2 separate regions of the Homo sapiens genome follow, and region 1 is linked to region 2. Evidence: read pairs that join two places in POLR2A ChIA-PET (ENCODE). Cell type or tissue: MCF 10A. All regions are shown on one strand. Each heading gives the region's core, and the rest is flanking DNA. Links, peaks and the distances in the headings are about the cores only. Region 1 overlaps CAMK2G (calcium/calmodulin dependent protein kinase II gamma). Region 2 overlaps ADK (adenosine kinase).

Evidence for each region. Peaks named below come from ENCODE experiments on the same cell type or tissue, not always from the same donor. Only the 100,000 strongest peaks of a DNase experiment are listed, where the experiment ranks them.
Region 1: POLR2A ChIA-PET joins it to region 2 with 5 read pairs; 1 of 35 experiments calls an interaction of 5 or more read pairs at or near these places.

The regions. Positions count from the first base shown.
Region 1 is chr10:73,840,646-73,857,760 of GRCh38, reverse strand. CAMK2G (calcium/calmodulin dependent protein kinase II gamma) reads left to right here. Exons shown (of 23, transcript NM_001367534.1): 4 at 4,515-4,569; 5 at 5,442-5,507; 6 at 8,428-8,500; 7 at 8,646-8,748; 8 at 9,152-9,235; 9 at 9,679-9,773; 10 at 10,414-10,536; 11 at 15,220-15,303; 12 at 15,550-15,592. Among named protein-coding and RNA genes, the nearest start is that of CAMK2G, 25 kb to the left of the region's middle. In MCF 10A, for the core only: a CTCF peak has its summit at 8,542 (motif pointing left); a DNase peak (open chromatin) is centred at 8,530.
Region 2 is chr10:74,273,395-74,286,364 of GRCh38, reverse strand. All of the region lies in intron 3 of ADK (adenosine kinase), which reads right to left. Among named protein-coding and RNA genes, the nearest start is that of ADK, 130 kb to the right of the region's middle. In MCF 10A, for the core only: no CTCF peak of the experiment used is centred there; DNase peaks (open chromatin) are centred at 3,364, 3,674 and 3,994.

The DNA of each region.
Region 1 (17,115 bases), core at 3,597-11,596, 430 kb after region 2:
TGTGAGGTCTGAGGTCTGAATGAAGTCCGTTCTACCTGTGATCTGCCTGCTCCCTGCTCTCAAGTCCTCTAATGAATAGACTCTGTCTTCCTTCGTGCTGAGCTGCCCCAGCAGTTTCGATCATAGTCTAGCATTGTGGTTTAGAGCAGCACTTCTCAAACTTTTATGTGCTTATGACTCACGCAGGGATCATGTTAAAATTCAGATTCTGATTCAGGGGGTCTGGGGTAGGACCTGAGTCTCCAGCTGATGCTCATGCTACTGGTCCGCATGCCTGTCAATACTTGGAGAAGCCAAGTTTTGCGGCTTCGGAGTCGCATCCAGATTTGGGGTTTGAATCTGGGATTTGCTAATTAGTAACTGTGACCTCTGGCAAGTTATTTAACTCCTCTATGCCTGCCTCTGTTTTGTTATCTGGGTCCCTTCGTGGAGTTGTTATGAAAGGGTTCAGCCAGGAAAGGGGGCTAGGAGGGAGATGATGAAAATGGAGATTCCAGCCCCTAGAAGTGATCTCTTCAAGACCCCCAGCCTCGACTCAGTTCACAAGTTATTCAAGCCTGACCATTTACCCTTGAGCCCAGTACCCATTCAGCTAACAGTAAGTGTAGCAAAGAAACGGTTGCAAATAAAAAGAAACATTGAATCATGACTGAGCAGTTCCTACATCCCTGCCCCCATGGTGGGGGTGGGGGGAGCCCTGCCACAGTAAGCTCTTGGGGGGCAGCTCAGTCCCCCACAAGCCCCCATGGCAACAGGACCTCCTTCCCACTGTGTTATTGCTGCAGATATTTTTAACAGCAACACTTTTTCAGTGCTTTTTGGAGAAAGATTTGTTAGTTAAAATGTGGCATATTGTTGGGTGGTTTTTAAAGAATTGGAAATAGCCACAACATTTGGGTTGTGGCTATCTCAGTCCTTGAAGACATGAAATATCAAGTAAAGGTTTGTAGGTGTTTTGGCCTGTTCTGTCTTCCACGGTTTTTAAAGAACAGCAATTAGGTTTGTTGCTGAAATGCAGTAAATGCTTTATACTCCTTTCCCCAGATCTTCCTGTCTATGGACATGGCCTGGCCCTTGTTGGCCTTCATGCCCTGTCTTTACTCTGGAATGGGCTGGGTGTCAGATTATTTTATTCCACGCATCCATAGTCCCTCTGCTCCTGCCTCACAGCATGACACAGTTGTGCTTAGTTAACGCATTTGTGTAATTGCTGGTTTAAAGCCTGTCTTCCCTCTTCGCCTGGCAGCTCCAGGTGGCAGGGCCGGCTCCTCTTCTTCACAGCCACATCCATGGCATGTACAGCCTCGCCTGCTCCGGGGTAGCTGCCCAGTGGACATTGTCGAGCCAGTCAGAATGGCCACAGGTAGTGGGGACAGATTGGAGCTCCTTTGCCTAAGAATTTGAGAAGGTGACTCCCAAGCAACTCTGCAATATCAGGAATCTTGATGTTGGTTTGTCTTGGCTTCAAGTCCCGGTTCTGCCACTTAGTGTGATTTTGGGCAGGTTTCTTATGGAGCCTCAGTTTCCTCTCCTGTCAGATGGGGTTATTTATATGTAAGTAGCTACCCTGCAGAGCTGGTGTGAGGGTTCAATACAGTAATGCACGTGGAGCCCATGGAACGATGCCGGCACACGGACAGCTCAACTAAGTGTTAGTTGTTAGATTTAGATTGTTATTATCAGAATCTGATGGGGTGCGGTGGCTCACAGCTGTGGTCCCAGCCTCTCAGGAGGCTGAGACAGGAGATGGCTCAAGACCAGGATCTCCAGCCCAGCCTGGGCAACATAGTGAGACCCTGTCTCTTAAAAAAAAAAAGAAATAATGAATCTGCTGTTGCTAAATAGGCACTTAGAATGGCACAGTCATTTCTCCTCTTGTCTTCAGTGTCCTGTTAATTTCTTTACAAATTAAAAAAATGTCGATAGCAGTCTTATTCAGATACAGCTTCCTCCATCCCTCCTTGTCTTGGCAGGTGCCTTGCTCTGGGGCACACATCAAAGCTGTTCTCTCTGCTGGGTGGCCTAGAAGGATTAGTCTTCCTTTGCTGCTCCTTTCTTCTAATTCCCTTCCCCGGCTTCCTCCCACCTGGGCTCTGTGTGTGGCCTTCCTGGAGAAGGGCAGACGCCAATGACTCCATGTCTAGGCAGAGGCCTGGGTGCCTGCACTTCTTGCCCTGTTCTTGGCCTTGCTGTGCTGGGCGGGGGCAGGGTGGTGTGGGGCATGGGGTGGTGTTGGGCATGGGGTGGGGTTCTGGCTGAGGCAGGGCTCAGTGCCAGGCCCAGGCAGAGCTGAGTGGCTCCACTTCTCTGAGATGGTTGTCAGCATCATACCTGCTGCTGTCCCGTTAATTCCCCATGCTGCTGCTGTTAGTCACCTCCCTAATGGAGCTGGTCTGTAGCTTCTGGGACAGCTGATTTCCAGGGGATTATTTGTATTACACACTTTAATGCTTTTTAATAGCAAATTTTTAATTAAATGGAAAGTCCTTTTGGAAGCGAGGGAGCAGCAGCTGCAGCAAGACTCAGCGTGAGGCACCGACTTAGACCAGAGGTGCGCAAGTGAGTGGGGCGGAGGCAATGGCAGGACTTCGAGAGGACTTGATTGAGTGTATATGGAGTGTGCCCAGGCTAATTTTTATGGGAGGAAGGCAGGGGCCTGGCGCTGGCTCCTTCCTCCTGTCCTAAAAGCCCCCTCTGTCATCTGCAGGCCTAGGGAAGCATCTTCTTTGCCCAGGAGAGAATGTATATTGGATATATACATTATATCCAATAATGGGAGGGATATTGGAAGTATCACCTGCCTTTGATCCCGTTCCCAGAAATACTGAGATTGGGATGGGATTTTTGGGGTTGAGTCACTAGATTAGATCAAATAGTGTAGGTAATGGGATGCGGAAACAGTCTTGAGGCCCTGGCTCCGGCCCTGGCAGGCTTCGGAGTCCTCAGTCATCAAGGGAGGAGAACAAGGGGGCTATAGTGGTGGTTCAGTGCCTCGGGACTGTGCCGGCTGGGTTGTATACTTTGCTTTCTGAATGATCTTGCTTCGTGGGGAGGGGACATAGGGAAGCACCTCAGCCCTGAGGAAACGTGTGACACTGGAAATGGAAGCAGCCAGGGCCCACCCAGGAAGAGACATGGCCATTTCTTTGTCTCCTAGCACTGAACTGGTTAGTTTGGTGTCAGGCCATTCCTGAAGTGCTCCATGAGGTGCACCTGTAACTGCCAAGGCTTGGAGCAAAGGTCAAACCGAGGGAGGCCTTTGGAACAGAAGTTCCCCATCAAGAGAGTTCACGTGAGGGGAGGGACAGGACAGTCAGCCAAAGCGGAGTCGTTTCTGCATTAGAATGATGCTCAGGGGTTGGCATTTAACCCAGAGGTGGCTTTGTGGGCAGAAACTTGAAGAGGAGACCTCAGAAGACTTCAGGTTGGTTTTTTACCCAAGAGCTTTGGAGGCGGGGAGCAGGGAGGGATTCCGCCTGCCAGCTTTTTCTCGCAGCTGGTGCATCGCCCGAGTCTTCTTCCAGTGGCACCCTCCCGGACCTGTCTGCGATGCTGCTTTAGGGACATTTGTAAGTGGTCTTTCTTTTGGATGCCAGGGCTTTGTTGCCTGAATATGGGGGCTGCCCCACATTTCTTAAGGGAAGCAGTGGTGTAGACCACAGTCTTTGGAGTCAGGTAGCACTGGATTCACATCTTGACCCACCACTTAGAAGCTCTTTGGCCTTTGTTAAGAGACTTTGTGTCCCTGAGCCTCTGGTGCCCTCATCTGTAGAATGGGAATAACATTCATCTCAGGTGGTCGAAAGGAATAATAAACTCCTCAAAGGCAGGCACTCTGTCTGTTCCTCCTGAATCCCGCTGCCTAGCGTGGGGTCCAGCACATAGTAGGTGCTTGATAAATGCTTGCAGAATCAGTAATGTATGCAAGAGCCTAGCACAAGGCCTGGCATAGTAAGCACTTAATAAGCTGTTATTGTTGTCATTGCCTGAATGTGTGCGTGGCCTTCCAGGCTCACCATCCATTATCCTGCACCACGTGCCTTCCTGCTGAGCTCTGCCTTTCCACCTTCTTCCCCACCCCTTAGTTCTGCTCCCATTTACTGCTCTGGAAGAGCTCTCTGGCTTTCCCATCTGGTCATTGTTGTCCCCTGCCGTCAACATTGCTAGGTGCTGCTCACGCTGCATCTCACCATCGTGCATCATATCCCAGGACCACCTTCTCGGAGACCAGCCCTCTGGGAAGGTTCCGGCTTTTCTCCATCTTGACTTCTTAGCCATGAAGCTTTTCTCTCTTGCCTGAGTCTGAGGTGGCAACCAGAGCGCCAGGCTCTGGCTCCCAGGCTGCATAGCCTTGCACTGGGGGGCACTGGGCACGTCGCCACTTCCCCCCACTGCTCCTTCTGGAGAGCCCTGTGAGCCCGACAGGATGGGGCAGGGGTGGGGCTGCTGAGGAGAAGCCTAGGATTTCCAAGTTTTCTCTCTGTTAATCTCTGTCCCCATCTCCTCTCTTGCAGTGCGCCTCCATGACAGTATTTCTGAAGAAGGGTTTCACTACCTCGTGTTTGACCTGTAAGTGCCACTTTCTGAGGGTGTGGGGGCCTTTCCCTCTAGCTGACTCAAAATGAAGGCTCAGGAAGAGGCCTAAACAGGCTCTCCAGCCTCCGCCCAGGGCCCCCTCCTTTGTCCGAGGGAAAGGATTTGACTGGGGCAGATTGCTGCCCCCACCAAGGGGGTCTCCATGTTCCCCCAGCGTCCCCCCAGGGCTCTGAACCCCAGGACAGCATTCCTCTCGCACTTCTGTTCAGCAGCACGCCTTGCACAGATGCCTTTGTCTTGTTTCTCAGTGTGCTGTCCTTAGTGAAGAAATAAAAGACAGCTCTTTGCATGACCTTAAAAATCCTGAGAAATCAGAGGTAGCTTTCATTAGTCGGAAACCAGGCTCCATTGGATTGGGTCTCTCCTCCACGTTGGTTGTGGTTTAATGTCTTAAAAGTGGCTCTTACCTCCTGGACACTCCTCTCCAGGATTCTCAGGGTTGGGTCTCTGTGTCATTGGTCTCATTACTCTTCAACTTCAGTAGTAGCTCTGTCCTTCCTGGGCAGCGATATTTTAGTGTTTATGTTGGTCTCAAAGCTGTGACTTTTGGGGTAGGTTGACTGTTTTCTCTTAGATCCCTGTATCTTCATCTCTGCCTGACTATTAGTGAATCTGTGCATTTTGGAAAAAGAAATGTCCGGAAGGAAGGGACGGCCCATGATACCTCAAGGAGAATCCGGGTGTCACTGAAGGATCGAGTGTGTTCTGAGCTCTCAGATGAAATGCATGGGGAGTTGGGATTTCTCTGAAAGCCATTCTACAGGGTGACCCTGTTTCTTCTTGGACATTGGGGTTGGACAAAGGACCCTTTCTGCCTCTGACCCTCTTCTTCCCGTTGGTTGCAGTGTTACCGGCGGGGAGCTGTTTGAAGACATTGTGGCCAGAGAGTACTACAGTGAAGCAGATGCCAGGTAGGATGAGGGCCCGAGAGTTCAAATGTAGCTCTGGAGTTTAGGACTGAAGGAAGTCTTGGCCACCTTCGGGGTCCAGCATTGTACCTGTTTGAATAGTCTTTGGGGAAGATCAGAATAGCTCTTGTCTGGAGAAAGATTCTGTTGAGCTGGGCTAGGGCTTGCATACTGTGGGTGATATTAGAAGTTAAAAATTCAGCACTTCCTAACCAGGCGCAGTGGCTCATGCCTGTAATCCCAGCACTTTGGGAGGCTGAGGCAGTTGGATCACCTGAGGTCAGAAGTTGGAGCCCAGCCTGGCCAACATAGTGAAACCCTGTCTCTACTAAAAATACAAAAAAATTAGCCGGGTGTGGTGGTGTGTGCCTGTAATCCCAGCTACTTAGGCGGCTGAGGCAGGAGAATCACTTAAACCTGTAAGCGAAGGTTGCAGTGAGCCAAGATCATGCCACTGCACTCCAGCCTGCGTAACAGAGCGAGACTATGTCCCCCTCCCCCCCCCCACAAAAAAAATCACTTCCAAATGAATGTTTTACAAAGCTTTTCCAAGTCTCCTTTACCCTGTGACCCCAGAAATACTTTTTTTTTGCACTACCATGTACTCGCCACCATGCCCAATGTCCCCCTCTGCCCTTTTCTTTCCTTTGACAAATTCTGGTGTGCTCAAGCCACTGTGCTGAGGCTCTGGCATGATCCAGAGGTGCAGAAGACATGGTTTCTGTCCTGAGGGAGTGGAGAGTTCTGGGCTGATAATCCAACCATAGAGCCCCGGGAGCTTTCAGCCTCTGTCACCTTGTCCCTAGACCACCATGACCAGCCTTGCCGTGGGGCTCCTCCAACTTGAGGACCGTTCCCCGGCCACATGCCTCAGCCTCTGCCCTCCCTGGAATCCCTGGTGCCTCCCTCACCCACGCTCTCAGGCGCCTGTTCAGCCTGCCTTTCCCGCCTTGGCTCTTCCCCCAGCCTTGCTTTTCTCGAGGGTGATGTCCCTACAACCTGGTTTTGATCATCCTGCCTGCAGCTTATCTGGCTTATGTGGCAGCTCTGGCTGCTTCTGGAGAGTGGGGGAGTGCAGCTTCCTCACGAATTTCTCAACCTTGAGAGGCCAATGTTTGCTGATCAACTTCAGATGCTTCAGCCTCGGGAAGAATTCTCAAGTGGGGAGATGAATTCCAGTGCCAGCAGGGGAGGACGAGGCTCTGGGACGGAGGAGGCAGTGATGGCTCAGGGAGCCTGCGGGGAGGAGGGAGAGCTATAGGGAGGGGGCCCTGAGGGGGGGTGACTGTACCAGTGGGCTTGGCCTGGCTCTGCTGGGACACTTCGCACTTTTGCCATTTTTGGCCAGAAGGCGCTCCCTGCTAGCCCGGCTCTGTTCTAATTATACATCTCTGTGGAGACTCGCCTCTATAGCTCAGTCTTAAAGTTTCTGTGGCCCACTCTTGGGCTGTGTCCTATGGGGAGGCCCGAGTTTCAGCCCCCAGGGACCCAGTACGACCCCTTGGTTCTTGTGGCATCCCCAGCATCAGATTTTAGGAATAGTAAGTCCAGGCCACCCAGCCCCATACACTGGGATGCTCTGCAGATGTGCTTAATATACCAGATAGTGCCTGATGACGGGGGTCTATATTCTAGGCCAAGTTCCTCAGCCTTGGTGCTACTAACGTTTTAGGCCAGGTACTTCCTTGTTGTGAGGCCTCTCCTGTGCATTGTGGCAGACATTTAGAAGCATCCTTGGCCTCTGCCCACCAAATGCTGGGAGCACCCCTCCTCCAGTTGTGACAACCAGAAATTTCTCTAGGCATTGCCAAATGTCCCCTGCGGTGGGGGGGGGCGGGCGGCAAATTCATTCCCAGTTGAAAACCACTGCTCTAGACTGCCCCCGCTCCCTGTCAGGAGTTTGATGACAGGGATGGCAGGATGGTTTGCTATGTGGACAGTCTGATTTACGTGTGTGACTGTGGCTGGGCGCAGTGGCTCACGCCTGTAATCCCAACACTGAGAGGCCAAGGTGGGTGGATCACTTGAGCTCAGGAGTTCAAGACCAGCCTGGGCAACATGGTGAGACCTTGTCTCCACAAAAAAATACAAAAATTAGCTGGGCACGGTGGCTCATGCTTGTGGTCCCAGCTACTGGGGAGGCTGAAGTGGGAGGATTGCTTGAGCCCAGGAGGTCAAGGCTGCGGTGAGCTGTGTTCACGACATTGCACTCTAACCCAGGCAACAGAGTGAGACCCTGTCTCAAAAATAAAATAATAAAATAACTTTGGGTTTTTTTCTCTACGCAAAATCATCAGAAGTGCTCCTTAAATGCCCTGTTTGGAAGCTCTTAAGTACATTGTTTCTTAAAGGTATCTTTGTACTTGTTTTAGCTGCCTTACTGGATGCCAGACCTCAGGGCAGCTATTGGGTCTTGTCCATCTTCATTATCCTAGGCACTCAATAAACATTTAGGGAAATGAATGAGTGCACCCACCGCCAAAGTAGCTTAGGTTGTTTAGTTGGACTCTCCTTCCTAAGTTGCCAGCACAAGCTTCTTCTCCAAGAACAAAGTTACTGTATGGAGAAAGAGAAAGAAGGAAGGGATTGGATGCTCTCTTCTTCCTCAGGATTCTGGGCTGTCTCCTGATCTCTTGGAAATGAGTTGGTTGTGTTAGACCTTTCCAGTCAAAAGGGGGTGAGAGGAACCCGTTCTAGCGGTGATCCTAGAAAAACCATTGCATCTGCCTGGGCCTCGGTTTCCTCTTTCTTTAAATAGGTTGAACAAGATGATGTGCAGAGTCTAAGGTTCCAGTGGCCGTTAAGTGATTCTCTGTGAATCCGTGGCCCCTTGTCACATGCCTTAGTCTGCAGCATGTGGTTGTGGATGTGGATGAGGTGGTTTAACCCTGCGCTAACATTTCTTTTCCTTCTGCTTTTTTAGCCACTGTATACATCAGATTCTGGAGAGTGTTAACCACATCCACCAGCATGACATCGTCCACAGGGACCTGAAGGTACTACCCAGGCTCCCCTCCGTGCCTCTGCTCATGAAGTGTTGGCGCCACCTGGTGCCAGATAGTGGTACTGCGTAGGCCCAAACTAGGCTTCCTCTGGGCTGCAGGGTGGGTGCTCACAAGGTTCTCTGTGTTTCTTCTGCAGCCTGAGAACCTGCTGCTGGCGAGTAAATGCAAGGGTGCCGCCGTCAAGCTGGCTGATTTTGGCCTAGCCATCGAAGTACAGGGAGAGCAGCAGGCTTGGTTTGGTAAGGGTGATCCTGTCTTCCCGGAATGCAGCCCCCGCCCTTCCTCCTCTTCCTGATCTGCCTTCCTCTATTAGAACTAGAAGCCAGACCCTTAATGGTCCTGGCCTCCGAGATCTCTCTTGGCCGTACGCGACTCAGTACAGTAAGTCTAGCTGTTGTCAGCACTGCTTTCTTGCTGCCTGTGGGAAGGAGCTGGAGTTCCTGGTAGGCATACGGCTTTGCCGTCTGGTTCAGATTCCAGGCGCTACAAGAAGCCCAGCCTGTCAGCTCTTGCTGCCCATGTGCTGAGAGTTTATGTAGCAAAAGCAGCAGGAATAAGATGGGACTTGGGGGAAATGGCTGGTGTGGATTTAACGAGAGAGAAAGTGGGTTCAGTATGCCTCTGCCCTCTCTTTTGCTACAGGTTTTGCTGGCACCCCAGGTTACTTGTCCCCTGAGGTCTTGAGGAAAGATCCCTATGGAAAACCTGTGGATATCTGGGCCTGCGGTAAGCCCATTCCACGCTCTCAGCTTTTCGCTGTTAAGGGCCCTCAACTTCCGATGATGGCAAGAAAGAGGCATCGCTATTCCTTGCAGGTCACACACGTGCCTGGTGTATGTGAAATTATGGTGTTTGCCCCTGGGATGGCTGTTCCCATCACACCCTCCTCCCTGCGTACTTCTGGGATGACATTGTATCCTTCTTGGAGAGGGATTTGCCCACGCCTTAGAGGATGGGTTGTGCCTAAAGAAATCCCTGGTGTGACTTGGTGACGTGAAGTGTGAGGCATAGCAGGAGGGGCTGGTAGCATAGCATTATCGGCTGGCATCCACTTCTGACTCTGGTATGGCCCCTGCCTTTCTAGGTGGCTCTGAGCCCTGCATGGTTTTTCTTGGTTCCTCAGGGAAGTAGGCGACTGACCCCCATGACCTGTGTGTTCTGTCTCGTAGGGGTCATCCTGTATATCCTCCTGGTGGGCTATCCTCCCTTCTGGGATGAGGATCAGCACAAGCTGTATCAGCAGATCAAGGCTGGAGCCTATGATGTAAGGACCAGAGAGCCGGGCAGCCAGGCCAGGAAGGGCAGATGTCCTTGCTCCTCGGGCTCTGTCCAAGGGAGCAGGCTTGTTTAGTGTGTCACGTGATACGGGGGTGTCAGGGGACTTTGAGGACCCAGGAATGGGCATCCAGGGCCCAATTCTTGCCACTCTATGTCCCAGGGAGCAACTTTCTTTTGCACAGCCTTCTTCATAACTAAAATTGAGGAGTCCACTGAAGTCCTTTGATCTTTACTTGCAAAGAATGGAGCGGCCTCATTGGTGTGCTGTGTAACACAGGGACAAAAGGCCTGGAGACTCCCTCCACTGCAGTGGCACCTTGGACACATTGCTGAGCCTCTGTTCCCTCCTAAGTATAGAGCTGGGCTTAAACCAGAGAATGTTGGAGTCCCCTTCCCGCTCTAATCTGATGTTCTGGCATTCTAAACATGACTGTTCTGTCTGTCTTTCCAAGTCTTTAAGTTGACACAGGTTCTGGAATAGCCGCAGGGCTTCTCCAACTCTGCCAGTCACAGCTTTAGGTACCACAGAGTATCCCAATTACAGGAGTTGAGTTGAAGACAGAACCAGTGTTGCAGGGTATGAAGCTCACCAATACCACATTCTTCTCCCTATTCCTGCTCCTTAGTTCCCATCACCAGAATGGGACACGGTAACTCCTGAAGCCAAGAACTTGATCAACCAGATGCTGACCATAAACCCAGCAAAGCGCATCACGGCTGACCAGGCTCTCAAGCACCCGTGGGTCTGTGTAAGTGTCTTTGCTAGTGGCCAAGGAGCTCAGGGGTGTCAGCCTTCTGTGTGCCCTCGGCACCACCCCCTCCTTCTTACCAGCAGAGATTCATTCTGGGCCCCAAGCAATAACTGAGCAGGCGGGCAGAGGACTGTTGAGGGCCAGGGTCAATAAATGTCACCAGGGAGACTCGGGAGGCTGATGGGGCTGGTGGGCCACTGCTCCTCTCTCCCCCACTCATGGCTGTCAGGCTGGGATTGGTTCTGTTCTTGGATGAGGGCTCAGGTTGACCCTTGTGGACTCCAGGTAGCCGGTGATAGAAAGCAGCTGGCAAAACCCAAAGTGAATTCCCAAGCTGGGGTTCATACTCAGATCTCAACTCCACTGGAGTGGTGACCAAGATCCAACAAATCAACAGAAGGGGTTTCTGAGTCATTAAAAGCATAAAAGCTGAGGCATAAAGCTTCTGCGCTAAAGTCCTAGGAGAGTCCTCTAGGCTATCAGTGTGGGTTGACGTACTCTGTTTTTATACACAATTCTTTCAAGCTGAAATATCAACTTTCAGACAAAGAAGAGGATTTGGTAGAGTTAGGCATCTTGACAACCACGAGGCATTATTTATCTGTCCATTCTGTGTTTATTAAATACCTCTTTGGTGCTGGTTACCGTCTGGGTGCTGGAGATACAAAGATGAATGAGGCATGGTCCCTGCCCCAAAAGATCATCTAGGGAGACAGGCACTCAAACAGGCAGTCATGTTACAATGTGACAAGTAGGTACAAGAATCTAATGAGAGTACAGGAGCTCCTACTGTTCCTGGTGGGTGGTGGGGTTACTGAAGGCTGCACGGAGGAGGTGACACCCCTGTGCTTGTTCTTGGCAAATAACGAGGTCCTCAGAACGTTAACCTGCAGACAGAGTTTAGCACAGTGAGAGGTTATGGGAAACTATGGTGAGTTGAAGGAATGTTGAGTTGTTTGGTTGTCGATGAGGCTGCAAATATCAGAATGCAAGAGAATGGGGCAAAAGATTCCCTGACATACAAGTTTCTGCCTCAGGAGTTTGGATTTTATTCTGAAAACATAGGGAATCATTTAAGGGTTTTAAAGAAGAATGAAATTTGCATTTAAGAACACTTTGGAAGTTGTGAGGAAATGAATTGCCAGGCATGGTGGCATGTGCCTGTAGTCTCAGCTGCTGGGGATGCTGAGGCAGGAGGATCATAAGCCCAGGAGTTTGAGGCTGCAGCGAGCTATGATTGCACCTGTGAATAGTCATTGTACTCCAGCCTGGGAAAGATGGTCAGACCCCACCTCTTTAAAAAAAAAAAAAAAAAAAGAAGGGAATTGAAAATTTTTAAAAGAAAAGGGCTGGAGACAGAGAGCTCAGGAAGCTTTTTTAATAGTTGGAATAGTCTAAGCAAGACCAGGTGAGGTCTCAGCAGAGGGTAAGGATGGGGGAATGTGCAGTGTGTTGAAATTCAAGAGATATTTGAGAGAACCTAAAGGATTTAATTCTCTCCAGTTGGATTTGGGGGGAGCAAAGAAGAGAGAGGCCAGGTTTCAAGTTGAGCGGAGAGTTGTACCCTCACTGACCCAGAAGAAAACCAGAGGAGGAGCTTGTTTGTGAGACAAGACGATGGTTTTCTCTTTTTTTTTTTTTTTTTGAGATGGAGTCTCGCTCTGTCGCCCAGGCTGGAGTGCAGTGGCGCGGTCTCACTGCAAGCTCTGCCTCCCGGGTTCATGCCATTCTCCTGCCTCAGCCTCCCGAGTAGCTGGGACTACAGGTGCCCGCCACCACGCCCGGCTAATTTTTTGTATTTTTAGTAGAGATGGGGTTTCACCGTGTTAGTCAGGATGGTTTCGATCTCCTGATCTCATGATCCACCCGCCTCGGCTTCCCAAAGTGCTGAGATTACAGGCATGAGCCACTGCGCCCGGCCAAGATGATGGTTTTCATTTTGTGCCTGCTGAGTCTGGCAACCTCCAGCCAGACACATTCAGTGGGTGGTTAGAAATATGGTCCTAGAGATTAGAAAAGAAGCTAAAAATTGGAAATCCACATTGTAGTCATTTCTGTGTAGTTGGTAGTGAGGCTGTAGAAATAGCCTCTTCCTATGCTGTAGATGGGCCTGTTCCTATGCTGGTTGAGTTCTTACGGTGAGCTTCTATTGGCTGTAGTAGAGAAGAGACGGCCACTACACACCAGCATTTAATGATAGGGAGAGTTAGGGGGCCCAGCAAAGAGCACTGAGAGTGAGACCTTCCAGAAGACCCAGAAGCTAAGAAACAGGGGGTCTCAGTAAGGGAGCGTCAGGAATCAGATGCAGAAGAGTCCCTGATTAAGTTGGGGAAGAATCCCCTGGCTCTGACCATTAGATGCCATTGTTTCATCATTTCACTGAGACAGTGGAGAGAAAGATGAAACCCTGTTTTCAGTGAGACGAAGAGGGAGTGAGGGTGAGGAGGGGCATGGGGAGCTAGGCATTGAGGTGGGAAATAAATGGTGATACTTAGATTAAGATGGGCCAGGGGAGCTTTTAATGTAAGGCTCACACCTGTAATCCCAGCACTTTGGGAGACCAAGGCAGGCGATCACTTGAGGCCACGAGTTCAAGACCAGCCTGGCCAACATAGTGAAACTCCATCTCTACTAAAAATACAAAAAATTAGCTGGGTATGTTGGTACACACCTATAATCCCAGCTACTTGGGAGGCTGAGGCATGAGAATCACTAGAACCCAGGAGGTGGAGGTTGCAGTGAGCCAAGATAATGACACTGCATTCCAGCCTGGGTGACAGAGGGAGACTCTGCCTCTAAAGAAGAAAAAATTTCTTTTTAAAGATTATATTGGTCAGGAGCGGTGGCTCACACCTGTAGTCCCAGCACTTTGGGAGACCAGGGTAGGTAGATCACTTGAGCCCGGAAGTTTGAGACCAGCCTGGGCAACATGGCAAAACCCCATCTCTACAAAAAAAAAAACTTTAAAAATTAGCTGGTTGTGGTAACGTGCCTTAGCTACTTGGGAGGCTGAGATGAGAGGATCACCTGAGCCTAGAGAGGTGGAGGTTGCAGTAAGCCATTATTGTGCTACTGCACTCCAGCCTGGGCAACAGAGTGAGATGCTGTTTCAAAAAAAAAAAAAAATTTTTTTGTTTAAGGAGAGGCTTAACTATAATCTATAGAGAAGAATCTAGTCCAGAGGAAAGAGTTGAAGATCCTTGCTAATTGAGGAAGCAAAGGTTTGGACAGCAGAAAAAGAGAGGGGGCTCCTGAGCCAAGGGCAGGGGGTCCATCCCGGGGATGACCATGATCCCCCTGAGACTTCTATTAGTGTGGAGGCAGGTGAAGATCGGCTTGTGAGTGGAAGTCTGAGCTGAAAGGGGTTCTTGCTGATGACCTCTCATTTTGCTTTTGGAGAAATTTACACCGAGGAGGAGGTAAAATGAGAGACTTGGGGAAGGTAGAGAAGGTGGGGAGAGTTGCCTCCGGACCTGGAAAGAGTGGGCCAAGGGTGAGGGAAAGGATGCGAGGAGGCCCCGTAGTGTTGGTGGGCACCTGGCTGCAGGTGCCAGGATTTGTTTTTCTGACAGGCTGGTGAAGACAGCAACAGCAAGGGGAGAGGGCAAGCAACCTGAAACAGGCACCCAAGAATGGGGGAAATATTCTGTTCTGGGGTCATTTTTGCAGGCCCTACCCTCTGCAGTCCCGTGTGTCTCGAGCCCCTGAGGACATCACTATATTCTGAAATTACATAATGATGCTGGTATTGACAGCTGAGTCATTGAGGAAGTGTAGACTGTGTCCCATGGACTCTGTTTAAGGAGGCCAGGAAGTTAGCAGTAAATACATTGAAGACAAATTTCCATCCAAAAAAGGCGGGGCACAGTGGCTCACACCTGTTATCCCAGGACTCTGGGAGGCCGAAGTGAGCAGATCACTTGAGGTCAGGAGTTCGAGACCACCAGCCTGGCCAACATGGCCAACCCTGTCTCTACTAAAAATACAAAAATTAGCTGGGTGTGGTGGGATGTGCCTGTAGTCCCAGCTACTCGGGAGGCCAAGACAGGAGAACCTGAGAGGCGGAGGCTACGGTGAGCCGAGATTGCACCACTGCACTCCAGCCTGACTGACAAAGCGAGACTCCATTGCAAAAAAAAAAAAAAATTACATCCAGAATGATGAAAAGAATTGATGCTTCAAGGTGACGATCCTTAGCTTCTGGGATCATGGCTTCATTCAGGACCTTGCTGGGGGTGTGTGGAGAGGGGCTCTTGGAAGGAAGGAATGTCCTCTGTAGAGAGCAGGAACCCTGCCGTTCTCTCGCTGCTGAGCATCTGGAACGCAGTAGGTGCTCAGTAAACAGCTGCCTAAGGAGTGACTGAATGAGGATCACAGCCCCCAGGGTACTCTCCTGTTCGGTAGCCTCTGTTTCCCAAGGAAGAATAGGACGGTCTCTCAGCAGCCCGTCTAGCATCCGTTATGGTGTTCTCACGTTCATGTTGTCCTTATGTAACCTTGAGTTTCGGGTAGTGCTTTTATTCTAAAAGCGTTTTCACATCTGTGACCTCATTTCATCTTCAGAGCAACTCTGGGGTGGCTGAGTGCATGACCCTGTCCTGGGCATGGTATCGGTGCCAGGACTGTGGGAGGCGCAGAGGATCTGGGCTGGGGCTCATAGCCTGTCTGTTTGGTTTCTAGCAACGATCCACGGTGGCATCCATGATGCATCGTCAGGAGACTGTGGAGTGTTTGCGCAAGTTCAATGCCCGGAGAAAACTGAAGGTGAGTGTCGTTTCTAGGCTGCCAGCCTCCTTGACATCATGCCTTGCACCAGTGTGGCTCCTGCCCCATTTCAGAAGGAAGCTCCCCTCCTGGCTGGAGCTGGGCTCTGAAGGTTGTACATGTCACAGGGGAGGGGGCCCAGAGGCCTGATGTCTTCAGGCTCTAGCCAGGACCTGCCTTTGCCTGAGACCAGCCTGCCCTTTTCTAGGGTCTCAGTGAATTCACAGGACCTTCCTCTTTCCCCAGGGTGCCATCCTCACGACCATGCTTGTCTCCAGGAACTTCTCAGGTATGTTTTCCCAGCTGTGTACTTTGATTATGCCGAGGTGAGTGGATCAGGAATGGGCTGTTGCCATCCCGGGCACCGCTGGGTTTCCTCGGCGTCCTGGGCCACACCTTGACCAGGGCGAGTGAGGATCCTGTTTTGAGGGGCTGCTGCTGCTGCTGAGTCCTGCTCCTGAGATTCAGGGGGCTGGACTCACATTTGTGAATTGTTTCCTAGAACTTCCCAAGGAGTAGCCTGCCCAACTTGCTATGTACCTTGTTTCTCTGGATTCTTATTTAACTCTCTGAAGACTCTCAGCACTTTACAGATTTTAGCCATTCTAGGATCTTGGAGGATGTGCTGGGGGAAGAAAAGAGAGATGAGGTACAGTGAGTCTTCTCAATTGCCAAATTGCCACCATTCATTTGCCTGCTGGGACGATCTCTTACTTCATTTTGTCCAAGTGGAGATGACTAATAGAAATTATTCCAGATGTTTAAACCTTTTGTGGCGACTTGTGCTTAAAATAGTCCCTGAGATACTAGCTATAACAGTGAAGAAATAAAGACCAGCAGGAGAGAGGGAAAGGAACTTGCTTAAATTTGCATAAAGAATTGGGAGAGGTGGGACCAATAATTTGTAAATCATACTTGACATTTATTTTTAAGATGCAAGACACTCCACTCCCCTCTTGCCCCCACCCTCACCCCAACCCCTATTATTGTTTGCCTTCAATTGGGAAGCACAGTGGCTTTTTTGTGAGGAAAAGATTAATGTCGAGACTGAAGACAGAGAGGGCTCTGCCCAGCTTGCCATCTCCCCCGGTCCTCCCTCCCTCTAACCCCTTGCCTCACTGTTTTGGTTCAAGACCCCCCCTTCTCCTTCCCATAATAAGACTCCCTCCCTTGCTTCCCCTCTGCACCACCATGGAAAGGGGGTTGTGTGGGAGCCTAAGCCACCACTCAGTGGGAGCCACTTCTGAATACCCGTCCTGCTGGGCTCGCCTGCGCTGGCTCCAGGTAACGCCAGGGCCTTGGCTGTGAGGATGCTGCAGGCAGGGAGCCTAGGGCTTCGTGGTGTAGCCTGAGAGCCATGGAGCTCCGGAAGGCCAGGGCTGGATAGTGAGCCCGGGGCTGGTGGTGCCCTGCCCTAGGCCTTCTCCTTTGACCCTGGTTTGGGGCTTGATCTTGTGTCATGGGTACCCACGACGGGCATACTGTGGTGTGGCTCCACCTCTCGCAGATGGGAACAGGGAAGCGTGGCTGGCTGCCTCCGGTGGAGTTGCAACTGTAGTCCCACACTTGCTTCTTGTGCTTTAATGACGCAGCTTCTACTTTTTGGGTCTACGAGCCTTTCCAGAGGACATTGAAGGGCGTTTCGGTGTTGCCCCTAGAGCGAAGCTCTGTCCTCTCTCCCCTCTGAGTTGAAGAAATGTGAAGACAGTCTGCTGCTTCTCTTTTAGCCCAGCCAGTCAATAGCAAGGGCCCTGTCTTGCAGCCCCGGGCCTCCACATCAGCCTCCCCCTCCATTTCAGGAAACTGGCATCC
Region 2 (12,970 bases), core at 216-8,215:
AAAACACTCCTCAAGCCAGCCATGGTGACTCGCACCTGCAGTCCCACTGCTTTGGGAGGCAGGGACTGAAGGATCGCTTTAGGCCAGGAGTTTGAGACCAGTCTGAGCAACATAGCAAGAGTCTGTTTCTGCAAAAATTAAAAAATGAGCCAGGTGTGGTGGCACACACTTGTAGTCCTAGCTGCTTGGGAAGCTGAGGCAGGAGAATCACTTGAACCCAAGAGTGTGAGGTTACAGTAAGCTATGATCATGCTCCTGCACTCTAGCCTGGGCAACATAGTGAGATTCAGTCTCTAAATAGATATATAAAAACACCAGTAAATAAATGGGAAATCATTTAGGAAGCAGCTTATACCAATATTTATTCAGAGACTATTAAGACCTTAAGGATATGATCTTAAGAATATTTAAGGGTATATGTCAATCTGAAATAAAGGATATTAACAATAATACATAGTACAGTACAGTAAATTAAAAAAATAAAGGATTAATACATAGTCCCAACCTGACTATAACCTCTCACTCACTTTTTAAACCACTAAGTCTGTTGATTGCACCTACCAGATAACCTTCAATTCCACCTCTCTCCTCTTTAATCCCACTGACACGTTTCAAGGCCTCCTGATTTCTTATTTGGACTATTCCAGCAGTCTAACTGGGTTTTTGTTTTGTTTTGTTTTGTTTGAGACAGGGTCTCACTCTGTCACCCAGGCTGGAGTGCAATGGTGCAATCTCGGCTCAGTGGAGCCTTGATCTCCCAGGCTCAGGCGATCCTCCCACCTCAGCCTCCTTAGTAGCTGGGACCACAGATGCATATAGATATAGATATATAGATATAGATGTATAAATATATAAAATACAACCTAGTTTAATGTCTTTATATCTAAACCACTCTAAATTCCCCATCTCACATACTATGCTTCAGTCATATTGAGCTGTTCTCCAACTTTAGTATATGTGTTGCCTAAGTGAGCACCAGGTGTTCTCATAAAATGCTTCTCTTATATCTCTGTACAAAGACTATTCACAAATATAACCATGCCACACACTCATTTTCCAATCTATCATTTTGTCTAAGTTCCTACTTGTCTTTAAATACTCAGCTTAATACATCATCTTCTCTGTGAAGCCTATTCTGTTAATCTTCCAACTCTAAACTAGATATCCCTCCTCTATGCTCTTAGAGGTCCCTTTCAAGTATTTATCATAAAGCTTATCACTTGCCTAATGAATTACTATGTGAGTCCTCAGAATTCTGAGAATGGCTGCTCATCTGTACAGTGGCTAATAATATCTACACTGAAGGACTATTATAAGGATAAATACATGAAGTGCCTAGCACTTAAAAAAGTTCCAGTAAATGATGGCTATACTATATTATTAGCATTTTTCTCAAAAGTAAGCACCCTAATATTCACTTTACTAACTCCAGTAGCTATCCCAATACTTGGCAAAAAATAAGTTGTTACACAGTTGTAAAATGAGTAAATCTATGTTTGACAAAGATGACTCCTATAGCATTGTAAAAGACGAATTTGAGGAAGTCCTGCAAAAGACCCTTTAGGACCTCAGAAGAGAATCACTTTTAGAATTTTTTTAAAACCAAATACACATTCCATACAGACCAAGATTTGGCACCTCATTTGAGAATTACTACTAAAGGGAGTTTCTGTTAATTTATGTGGTAGTAGGAGTAGGGAGTTGGAGAGATGGAAGGGGACCCAATCCCTCATGTGCTGTTGGGATAGAAGAAACAGAGCCACAGAGGTGAGTGCTATGGCACCTAATGTAAGAGATGAAGGGCTGGGAGCAGTGGCTCACGCCTGTAATCCCAGCACTTGGCGAGGCCGAAGCAGACAGATCATCTGAGGTTGGGAGTTCCAGGCCAGCCTGACCAACGTGGAGAAACCCCGTCTCTACTAAAAATACAAAATTAGCCGGGCATGGTGACACACGTCTGTAATCCCAGCTACTTGGGAGGCTGAGGCAGGAGACTCACTTGAACCTGGGAGGGAGAGGCCACGGTGAGCCGAGATCGTGCCATTGCACAGCCTAGGCAGCAAGAGCAAAATTCCGTCTCAAAAAAAAAAAAAAAAAATAGAATTTGCCAGGCGTGGTGGCTCATGCCTGTAATCCTAGCACTTTGGGAGGCCAAGACTGGCGGATCACCTGAGTTCGGGAGTTCGAGACCAGCCTGGCCAACATGGAGAAACCCTGTCTCTACTAAAAATACAAAAAATTAGCCGGGCATGGTGGCACACGCCTGTAATGCCAACTACTCAGAAGGCTGAAGCAGGAGAATCTCTTGAACGCAGGAGGCGGAGGTTGCAGTGAGCCAAGATCAAACCATTGCACTCCAGCCTGGGCAACAAGAAAACAAGAGCGAGCTGGGCGCAGTGGCTCATGCCTGTAATCCCAGCACTTTGGGAGGCCTAGGCAGGCGGATCACAAGGTCAGGAGATCAAGACTATCCAGGCTAACACGGTGAAACCCCATCTCTACTAAAAATACAAAAAATTAGCCAGGCGTGGTGGCGGGCACCTGTAGTCCCAGCTACTCAGGAGGCTGAGGCAGGAGAATGGCGTGAACTCAGGAGGCGGATCTTGCAGTGAGCAGAGATGGCGCCACTGCACTCCAGCCTGGGCAAGAGCGAGACTCTGTCTCAAAAAAAAAAAAAAAAGAAAGAAAGAAAACAAGAGCGAAACTCCGTCTCATTAAAAAAAAAAAAAAGATGAAGATGAGGGCAACAAACATAAAAGTCAAAAAGAGGGGTAAGATTTGAGAGTCATTTCAAAGGATAATAAGAGTTGGTGAGCAACCTGGGGATCAAAGATGGCTGAAAACATCTAGTATGACAAAATAAGTTAATTGTAATATCAAGTCAAGAAGCAAGGCACACAAATTGACCCAGATTTAGAAACCAGCAAGGTCAAAAGGGAGAGAGAACTGAGTAATGGTAAGATGTAGCTGAAATAACCGAGCATGCCACTCAGGCTGTATATAGAGAGTAAAGTCAAACTAGGAAGAAGCCAAACAGGAAGCTAACATAGATTACTTTTTTTAAAGCAGTCCTGGGTAGGAAGTAGGTTCAGAACATAGTCCTAAAAAACAGTTGATCAAATGGAATGGAGATAAAGGTCGTTATAAAAGAGGAGTCCAAGAAAGTGTGGTAATTAGTATTAGAAACGTCATCTACATGAGAACTAATTAGATAGCAGAAAACAGAATATTTGTTAAACAGGGAGGTACCAAAATTTTCAAAGAACTTGAAGAGATCTAAAACAGTGACACAGATGAGAACTCCAAAAGCTTCCCAACAATTTTTCCTTAGGCTAATCTAGTGTTTACCTATGACTAAAGTGGCTAACTGAAGCTTGCTTCTACGTCAGTAAATCAGAACCTACCATTGTCATCCAGAACAACTACTCTCATGGTATTTTTTCAATAGATTCTTGACAGTTTCTTATGGCAGGAAAAATACATTCTACACCAGGTGATTTTCATATACTATAAGACAAAATTAACAGCAAAAGAAAAATATGATTTTACACTAAACAATGCTCATTTCATAATCTTATACTAGAAGATATCATTAAACCTTTCATTCTAAAGGTTCTGGTAAGGGAATGACTCAGATGGGAACAAGGAAAAGCTTCATATATATATTTGTCACAACCAAGAACATTTCTGAAGAAATACATGTTTTCTGGGAAGCTTCCAGTGTTCTCATCATCATGGTTATTCTCATTACTATGCATAGTTCCAAAAGCAACAAAACAATTTCTTATTAAAGTAGTTAAATCCAACAAAGAAATAAAACTAAATCTTACCACTCTTAAAAGCTTCAGGGAATTATTATATTTTATGGCTATTCGTAATATTTTAGTACATTTTAAATGATCCAACTACAGTGTCTTTTCATAAGTACTTCGGTATCACCATGCAATTTTAATCCATATGCTTAAACCCCTTTCACAGTTTACAGGAACAAAGCGGTTTTGATTCACAACAATGCCCTGCAGTCAAATACGCTCATGAGGTATTAATTTACAACTTCATCTGTGATCAGTTAAACTGCATGTGAAATCTTAAACATCCTTAAAAAGTTCACCACAAATAGTTCAATAAGAGATTTTTTGGTAACATTACTTTAACAAAAAACATGTAAGATTAAACTCTATTGTAAAATAAAACCAAATGCCACTTGCTTTTAAGGATAACCCACTAATAAAACAATCTTTTAAACTGTCACCTTTTACATCTAAAATATTAATTAAAAATGTAACACTGCTATCAAAAGCATGTGCCTTGTAAGCTTTTGCAAGAAAAGTCACACATAAAAAAGAAAACCAATTTCATGAAGAAAATGTGCATATTTCAACAAATAAAATGTCTCTTTAATCAGTCCTAGGAGCCAGATGTATTAAAATGTCAGGTCAACCTGAATCATACCAAAACAAAAGATTAAAATTACCAATTTTTCCAAACAACTAAAATGTCAGGTCCATAAAAGTTATGGACAAAGACAGCAATAATTTTTTAAAAAGAAAATAAATTTCCAATGCAGCTCATATTAGTAAAAAACAATAATAACTAACTTCTCAGAAAACTTGCAGTTTTGATCTTCATATTTATGTAATCTGAACCTTATGGTATTTACTCAGATTTTTTTTCTTAGCTAGCTAAAATAATAGTTATTTTGATTGGTATTCTAAGTCAATCTGAGGAATTATTATCTCATATAACAAAAAGTCCAGAGCTACAGCAGCTCCAGGGATAGGTAATTTATGATGCCTCATCAAGATCATGGACCTAAGTTCTTTCCTTGTTTTTCCTGTGTCATCTTTAGTGTGATGACTTTTTGTCCCCTAACGGTTTCAAAGTAGCTACACTAGTTGCAAGTAACAATTTAATGTCTAGGATCATAAGAGAGACTGCCTTCCCCTTGCTTATGTTTCTTTACCAAAAAAGTGGGGAACTTCCCCCAATGAACTGGCTCTCAAGGCCACTCACTATCAAATCAATGGGAGAGGGCATAAAATTACCATTACTGATTTGGATTAATTCGGGCTCAGCCCATGAGCATAAGAAGAACTCAACTTCCCATAAAGCACATGGGTATCTGTTAAGTGATCAAAACCAGGGCATCAGATCAACATTATCAAAAGTAAAGCATCAAATCAACACTATCTTCACATTTGTGTATAACACATAACAGCCATTATTTCCTTTACATGCTTCAAATGAATATTATCCAAGTTGAGTATACCTTATTCAAAATTTCTTTTGAGTCTCTTGTCGGCTCACAAAATGTTTCAGATTTTGGAGCATTATGAATTTCAAATTTTCAAATTATGGATACTTAACCTGTATATAAACCAGTGTGGTAAACCTTTTTGTAACCCTTAATATCTCAACTTGATTAACTGAGTATCTCACTAGACAACTTAATTTTGCATCTAAATTAGGAAAGACAAAATAACTACAATTCAAAATATGTGTCAAACTTTCAGTAAAACCAAAGGACTTAATACATGCATGAACTTCTGATTCCTCCTGAAACCTCACTAAAACTCTGAAAGACAAGAAAAACAAAAAAATAATGGTGACAAAATTTTGGACAGTGGAAAGCAGAGTGAGGTGCAGTGATCAACTCAATAGACCCAAGAAAGCTGAATTATAAACAGCAGTGAGAAAACCAAATTTACACTGCCATAGCCCCAAAAGCATTACACTGGGTGGCATTAGGAATCTCTACAAATAGAAGTGATGGTTGGCATTAAAACTTATTTAGAGCTGGGCATAGGGGTAAACACCCATAATCCAAACTATCTGGAAGGCCAAGGTGGGAGAAATACTTGAGGCCAGAAGTTAGACACCAGCCTGGGCTACAAGGCAAGCCCCAACTCTAAAAAACGTGTGTGTGTGTGTGTGTGTGTGTGTGTGTGTTTAAACTTGTTTAAGGCCGGGCGCGGTGGCTCACACCTGTAATCCCAGCACTTTGGGAGGCCAAGGCGGGTAGATCACAAGGTCAGGAGATCCATACCATCCTGGCTAACACAGTGAAACCCCATCTCTACTAAAAATACAAAAAATTAGCCGGGCATGGTGGCACATGCCTGTAGTCCCAGCTACTTGGGAGGCTGAGGCAGGAGAATCGCTTGAGGAAGGTGGAGGTTGCAGTGAGCAAGACCCTGGCTCCAAAACAAAAAACAAAAAACAAAAAAACACAGATATCACTAAAAAGACACAATCCCACCAAAAAAATAAGTGTGGTAGAGACGATATGAACAGACATTTTACAGAAAAGAGAAAAGTAAACTTTTTGTTTGTTTTAAGAGATCTAGTCTAACTCTGTCACCCAGGTTGGGTGCAGTGGTGCAATAATAACTCATTGCAGCCTTAAACTCCTGGGCTCAAGTGATCCTCCTCCCTGAGCCTTCTGAATAGCTGGGACTACAAGTACATAATACCACACCAGTTTAATTTTTCTTTTTTAGAGACGGGGTCTCCCTACATTGCCTGGGCTGATCTCAAATTCCTGGTTTCAAGCAATCCTCTGCCTCAGCCTCCCAACTTGCTGGGATTACAGACCTGAGCACTTCACTTGGCCACAAATGTTTTTAAACAAGATGCTCAACTTCACTCATGAAAAAAAAAAATTCGAGGTAAGATGAAACATCACTATTTAGTGATCAAACTGGCAAAAAAAGAAAAAATCAAAAGTTTGGCAATTCTGTTGGTGAGGCTCTGGGTAAAAGGCACTCAATTTTTTTTTTTTTTTTTGAGATGAAGTCTCACTCTGTCACCCAAGCTGGAGTGCAGTGGTACGATCTCGGCTCACTGCAACCTCCGGGTTCAAGTGATTCTCTGGCCTTAGCCTCCCAAGTAGCTGGGACTACAGGCATGAGCCACCATGCCCAGCTAATTTTTGTATTTTTAGTAGAGACGGGGTTTCACTATATTGGCCAGACTGGTCTCAAACTCCTGACCATGATCCACCCACCTCAGCCTCCCAAAGTGCTGGGATTACAGGCGTGAGCCACTGCACCTGGCCTCAATTTTTATTTTTTGTTTATTTTTTTAAGATGGAGTCTCGCTCTGTCACCCATGCTGGAATGCAGTGGCGCAATCTCGGATCACTGCAACCTCCGCCTCCCAGATTCAAGCAAATCTCCCTGCCTCAGCCTCCCGAGTAGCTGGGATTACAGGCGCCCACCACTACGCCCGGCTAATTTTTGTATTTTTAGGAGAGATGAGGTTTCACCATCTTGGCCATGCTGGTCTTGAATTCCTGATCTCGTGATCCACCTGCCTCAGCCTCCCAAAGTGCTGGGATTACAGGCGTGAGCCACCGCGCCCAGCTGGCCTCAATTTTTTTTATGAAGCCAAGAACAAGAGGGATGAACAAAAATCAAAAATCATTATGTTAAAAAATAAAGATTATAAGATTAAAGAATCCAACTAATGGCTATTATAAAAGACATATAAAAAGCAAAAGGACTCCTAATGTATAAATGTGAAAGAAGCTGAGTGTGATGGCTAACATCTGTAGTCCCAGCTACTCAGGAGGCTAAGACGGGAAGATCGCTTGAGGCCACAAGTTAGAGGATGTAGTGTGCTATCATCATGCCTATAAACAGTCACTGTACTTCTGCCTGGGCAATATATCCAGACCCCAACTCTAAAAATAAAAATAAAAAAAGTGAAAGAAGGAAAAAGGACATATTGGTCAAATGTTGACCAAAAGAAAGAAGTTTAACTACATGTAATTGTTATCAGATAAACTTTAAACTAAAAGATGATCAACTAGGAAAGAAAGGATCATAACAAAATTATTTAAGTTCACATTACCAGTAAGACAAAGTAATTTTAAAAGTATGTGCATCTAATAAAATAGTCTCAAAATATATCAAGCCAAAAAAATCTGGAAAAAAATGGACAAACCTAACATCACAGTAGATTTGTTTTAGGGTTGTTTTTTTTTTTTTTTTTTTTAATTTTTTTTTTTGAGATGGGGTCTCACTCTGTCACCCAGACTGGAGTGCAGTGGTGCAATCTCAGCTCACTGCAACTTCCACCTCTCAGGATCACGCAGTTCTCCTGTCTCAGCCTCCCGAGTAGCTGGGTTTACAGGTGCCTGCCACTAAGCCTGGCTAATTTTTGTATTTTTAGTAGAGATGGGGTTTTGCCATATTGCCCAGGCTGGTCTCAAACTCCTGAGCTCAAGCAGACCACCCACCTCAGCCTCCCAAAGTGCTGGGATTACAGGGGTGAGCTACGTCGCCACCCCTCCCAGTAGATTTTGACACAACATTTTTCTATTACTGACCAGTCAAGCATATAAATAAACAAAGATTATATTCAGGAAATAATAATTAACAAGCTTGAATATGTATGGATCATATAATGATATATGGAATATATGAATTTCTGCATCCAATAATTAGATAATCTATATTTTTATCAAATATACATAAAACATTACAAAAGTAGTCATGTACTGGCAAAATATAAATCTAAAAAATTTCTAAGCATAGATATCACATGGAACTTATTCTCTGACCACAATGTACAATCAAAGAAAAAATAGCTTTTTAAAAACCCGTATTTCTAAACAATTCCCAAACAATCAACAGGTCAAAAAGAAACCATAAAAGAAATTTAGCTGGGCGCGGTGGCTCACACCTGTAATCCCAGCACTTTGGGAGGCCGAGGCAGGTGGATCACGAGGTCAGGAGATCGAGACCATCCGGGCTAACATGGTGAAACCCCGTCACTACTAAAAATACAAAAAAATATTACCCAGGCATGGTGGCGGGTGCCTGTAGTCCCAGCTACTTGGGAGGCTGAGGCAGGAGAATGGCGTGAACCCGGGAGGGGGAGCTTGCAGTGAGCCGAGATCACACCACTGCACTCCAGCCTGGGCGACAGAGTGAGAACTCCATCTCAAAAAAACAAAACAAAACAAAACAAAACAAAAGAAATTTAAAACACTTCAAAATGAAAAAGTAAAAAACTATCTCACACAGTCCAGGTCACACAAAAAAGGTATTCTGAGAAAAATGTATAGACTTAAGTGCTCATCTTAGAAATGAAAAAAGGCTGTAAATGAATGAGCTAAGTATTCTTATTAAGATATTTAAAGGCTGGGTGTAGTGGCTCATGCCTGTAATCCCAGCATTTTGGGAGGCTGAGGAGGGCGGATCACCCGAGGTCAAGAGTTCGAGATCAGCCTGGCCAAATGGTGAAACCCTGTCTCTAACTAAAAACAGGAAAATTAGCTGGGTGTGGTGGCAGGCGCCTGTAATCCCAGCTACTCCGGAGGCTGAGGCAGGAGAATCGCTTGAACTGGGGAAGTGGAGTTTGCAGTGAGCTGAGATCGTTCCACTGTACTGCAGTCTGTGCAACAGACTGAGACTCCGTCTCAAAAAAAAAAAGATATTTGAAAAGGAACAATAGATAAACCCAAAGAAAGTAAAAGGAGATGAAAAAGAACAAAAATCAAAGGAATAGAAAGGAAAGGTACAAAAGAGATCAATTTAAAACACACAATCCCATATAACTACACATACCACTGAGATTAAACAGGTAAACACCACTGAGATTAAACAGGTAAACACCACTTCCCAAAAAGCCAGCAAGTAAATGGGAACCTCAGTCCTACAACTGCAAGTAACTGAATTCAGCTAACAACCAGAAAGAGCTTGGAAACATTCACCCCTAGAGCCTCCAGAAAGGAACATACACTATCCTCCCAGCATCTTGATTTCTGCCTTGTAAAACCTGGAGCTGAGAACCAGCTGAGTGAGACACACTGTATCAGATTTCTGGCCTATAGAACTATAAGATAATAAAAGGGTATTGTTTTAAAGCTGCTAAATTTGTGTCAATTTGTTATCTGAAAAACAGAAAATTAATACACCCTTCTCCTTGCTTACAATGGTTAAGTGCTGCTTCCCAGTGTTGGGGCCCAGAAAGCAATACCCCTGTCATCCAAAAGATAACCAGAAGCTACGTAGTAGAAAGGAGAGCTTTACTGGGAATATGGGTTTGCAACCAGCGAAGAAAAAGTCTCCAGTGCAAACCAAAGGTGCTCTGTCTTCAAACAGGGGAAGGATAGGTTGGGTTTTATGCCTCACAGGGCCCATATTACACAACAGAATCATATATATTCAGCAGATTTAGGGGAAAGCTATTCATATTTACGAGAAGAGCTGAGCGCACGTGCAATGGGTAAACATATGTGTAATATACATCCTATGCTCACTTTGGGGTGGGGCTTTAGCATTAAAATAAGGTGGAATTTGGCTCTTTACATCAAAAGATAAAAACTATACGATGCAAAGACAATTTGTGCCCAGCCTCTAAAGCTGGTTGAAACTCAAGGTCTATAAAGCTTATCAGAAAAGAATGTTTCTAAGGGCTGGGTACAGTGGTTCATGCCTGTAATCCCAGTACTTTGGAAGGCTGAGGCAGGCAGATCACCTGAGGTCAGGAGTTAAAGAACAGCCTGGCCAACATAGCGAAACCCCATCTCCACTAAAAATACAAAAATTACCCAGGCATAGTGGTCCGCACTGGAGGCTGAGGCTGGAGAATTTCTTGAACATGGGAGGTGGAGGTTGTAGTAAGCCAAGATTGTGCCACTGCACTCCAGCCTGGGTGACAGAGTGAGACTCTGTCTCAAAGAAGAAAAAAAAGAAAAGAAAAGAATGTTTCTAAGTTGGGAATTCTGTCCAGAGTTGTAGTAGTCTGGGCTGTAAATCAGAATTGTGATAATTTGTCTGAAAGCTCCTATTGTTAGAGAGTTTAATAAGAGTGATTTTTCTTGTAGCCATAGGAATTTAGAAATTTGCCACACCAGCAGGGCCCTGAACTTTCTACCGATAGGTAACTTTGTTTCCTTAACCTTAAGATCTGTCCTAGTTAATAAAGGGGCATCTATTTTGGTCTCTCAAACCACACCCCCAAAGACTGGCACTTAGACATGCTTAAAGGCCTTAGAAGCTGCCTCACAATCAAGATCCCTCTAACTTGTCGTGTCCCCCACCCCAGCGCAGAGAGGGGCTCTCTCTGGTATTTCCTTATCAGCCCAAAAAAGCTTCTTTCCAAAAGAAATGCAATTGTCTTAAACTCCCTTCCTAGGGATCTCATCAAATGATCAGGAAAGGTCGACTACATGAGAAGAAGCTGGAAGTCATGATCATTACTGCCCAGAAAGACTTCATCTATTCTTCCCAGGGCAGCTCCAACAGATTACCCAGGGGGCCTTCATCTGCATGGTAAGACAACCTGCAGCTTCACCTCTCACCTTCCCACAATGTCTGCCTCCCACCTAAATGATTTACTGGCCCTCAAAAGAACTGTCTACATTCTCCATTTCCCCACTTCCCTATAAAAAAAAGGGGGTGTATAAGCTTCTGTACTGCACTCAGTTCTCTGAGTACCATATCAAAAACGTAGTTCCTCCAGTCAGGTACGGTGTCTCATGCTGGTAATCCCAGCACTTTAGGAGGCAGGCTGATCACTTGAGCCCAGGAGTTCAAGACCAGCCTGGGCAACAAAGTAAGACCCTGTCTCTACAAAAAATTATATATATATAATGTGTGTGTGTATATATATATATATACACACATTAAAATTTTTCTCCTACTAATCACCTCTGCCCCCTCTTAAAAAGCAACCCCTCCTCCTCCTTAGCCTACTCAATATGAAGATGACAAGGATAAAGATCTTTATGATGATCCACTTCCACTCAATGAATAATAAACAGGTTTTCTCTTATGACTTTTTTTTTAAGACAGAGTCTTGCTCTTGTCGCCCAGGCTGGAGCTGCAATGGCGCAATTTCAGGCTCACTGCAACCTCTGCCTCCCAGGTTCAAGCGATTCTCCCGCCTCAGCCTCCTGAGTAGCTGGAATTACAGGCGCCTGCCACCACCACGAGCTAATTTTTGTATTTTTAGTAGAGACAGGGTTTTACCATGTTGGCCAGGCTGGCCTCAAACTCCTGACCTCAGGTGATCCACCCACCTCGGCCTCCCAAAGTGCTGGGATTACAGGTGTGAGCTACCACGCCCGGCCATGATTTTCTTAATAACACTTTGTTTTCTCTAGCTTTATTGTAAGAATACAGTGTTTAATACATATACAAAATATGTGTTTATAGACTATGTTACTGGTAGGACTTCTGGTACACAGTAGATTATTAATAGTTAAGTTTTGGGAGAGTAAAAAGTCGTATGTCAATTTTCAACTGTGCAAAGGGTCAGCACTACTAACCCCCATATTGTTCAATGGCCAAGTGTATTTAGTTTGATCTTGAGTCAAAAAAAAAATGTTTAAGCCTTTCCTTCTTAAGTCCTTGATGAGAAAAACCTTTAATTTTCAAGTCTATCTTAAAGAAGATAATGGAAGCCACAGACCTCCTAAGAAAAATGCAAATTCACAAAAAAAATTGCATAGAACTTTACGTAAGGTTTAGGACAACATGAAGCCGATACGCCTGCCTGTTGCAAGCTGGATTCTCTGAAAATGGACACTGAAGTAGTTTTGGGTATATGATGTTTATTAGCAGTCAATCCCTGTGAAAGAAATTCGGGGAGAGGCCGGGCGCAGTGGCTCACGCCTGTAATCCCAGCACTTTGGGAGGCCGAGGCGGGTGGATCACCTGAGGTCAGGAGTTCGAGACCAGCCTGGCCAACATGGTGAAACCTCATCTCTACTAAAAATACAAAAATTAGCCAGGGGTGGTAGCACCCACCTGTAATCCCAGCTACTCAGGGGACCAAGGCAGGAGAATTGCTTGAACTTGGGAGGCAGAGGTTGCAGTGAGCCAAGATCATGCCATCACACTCCAGCCTGGGGAACAAGAGCAAGACTTCATCTCAAAGAAAAAAAAAAAGAAGAAGAAGAGATTTGGGGAAGAAAGCCGAATTGGGCAGAGGGAAAAATCAAATTGCAATTCAG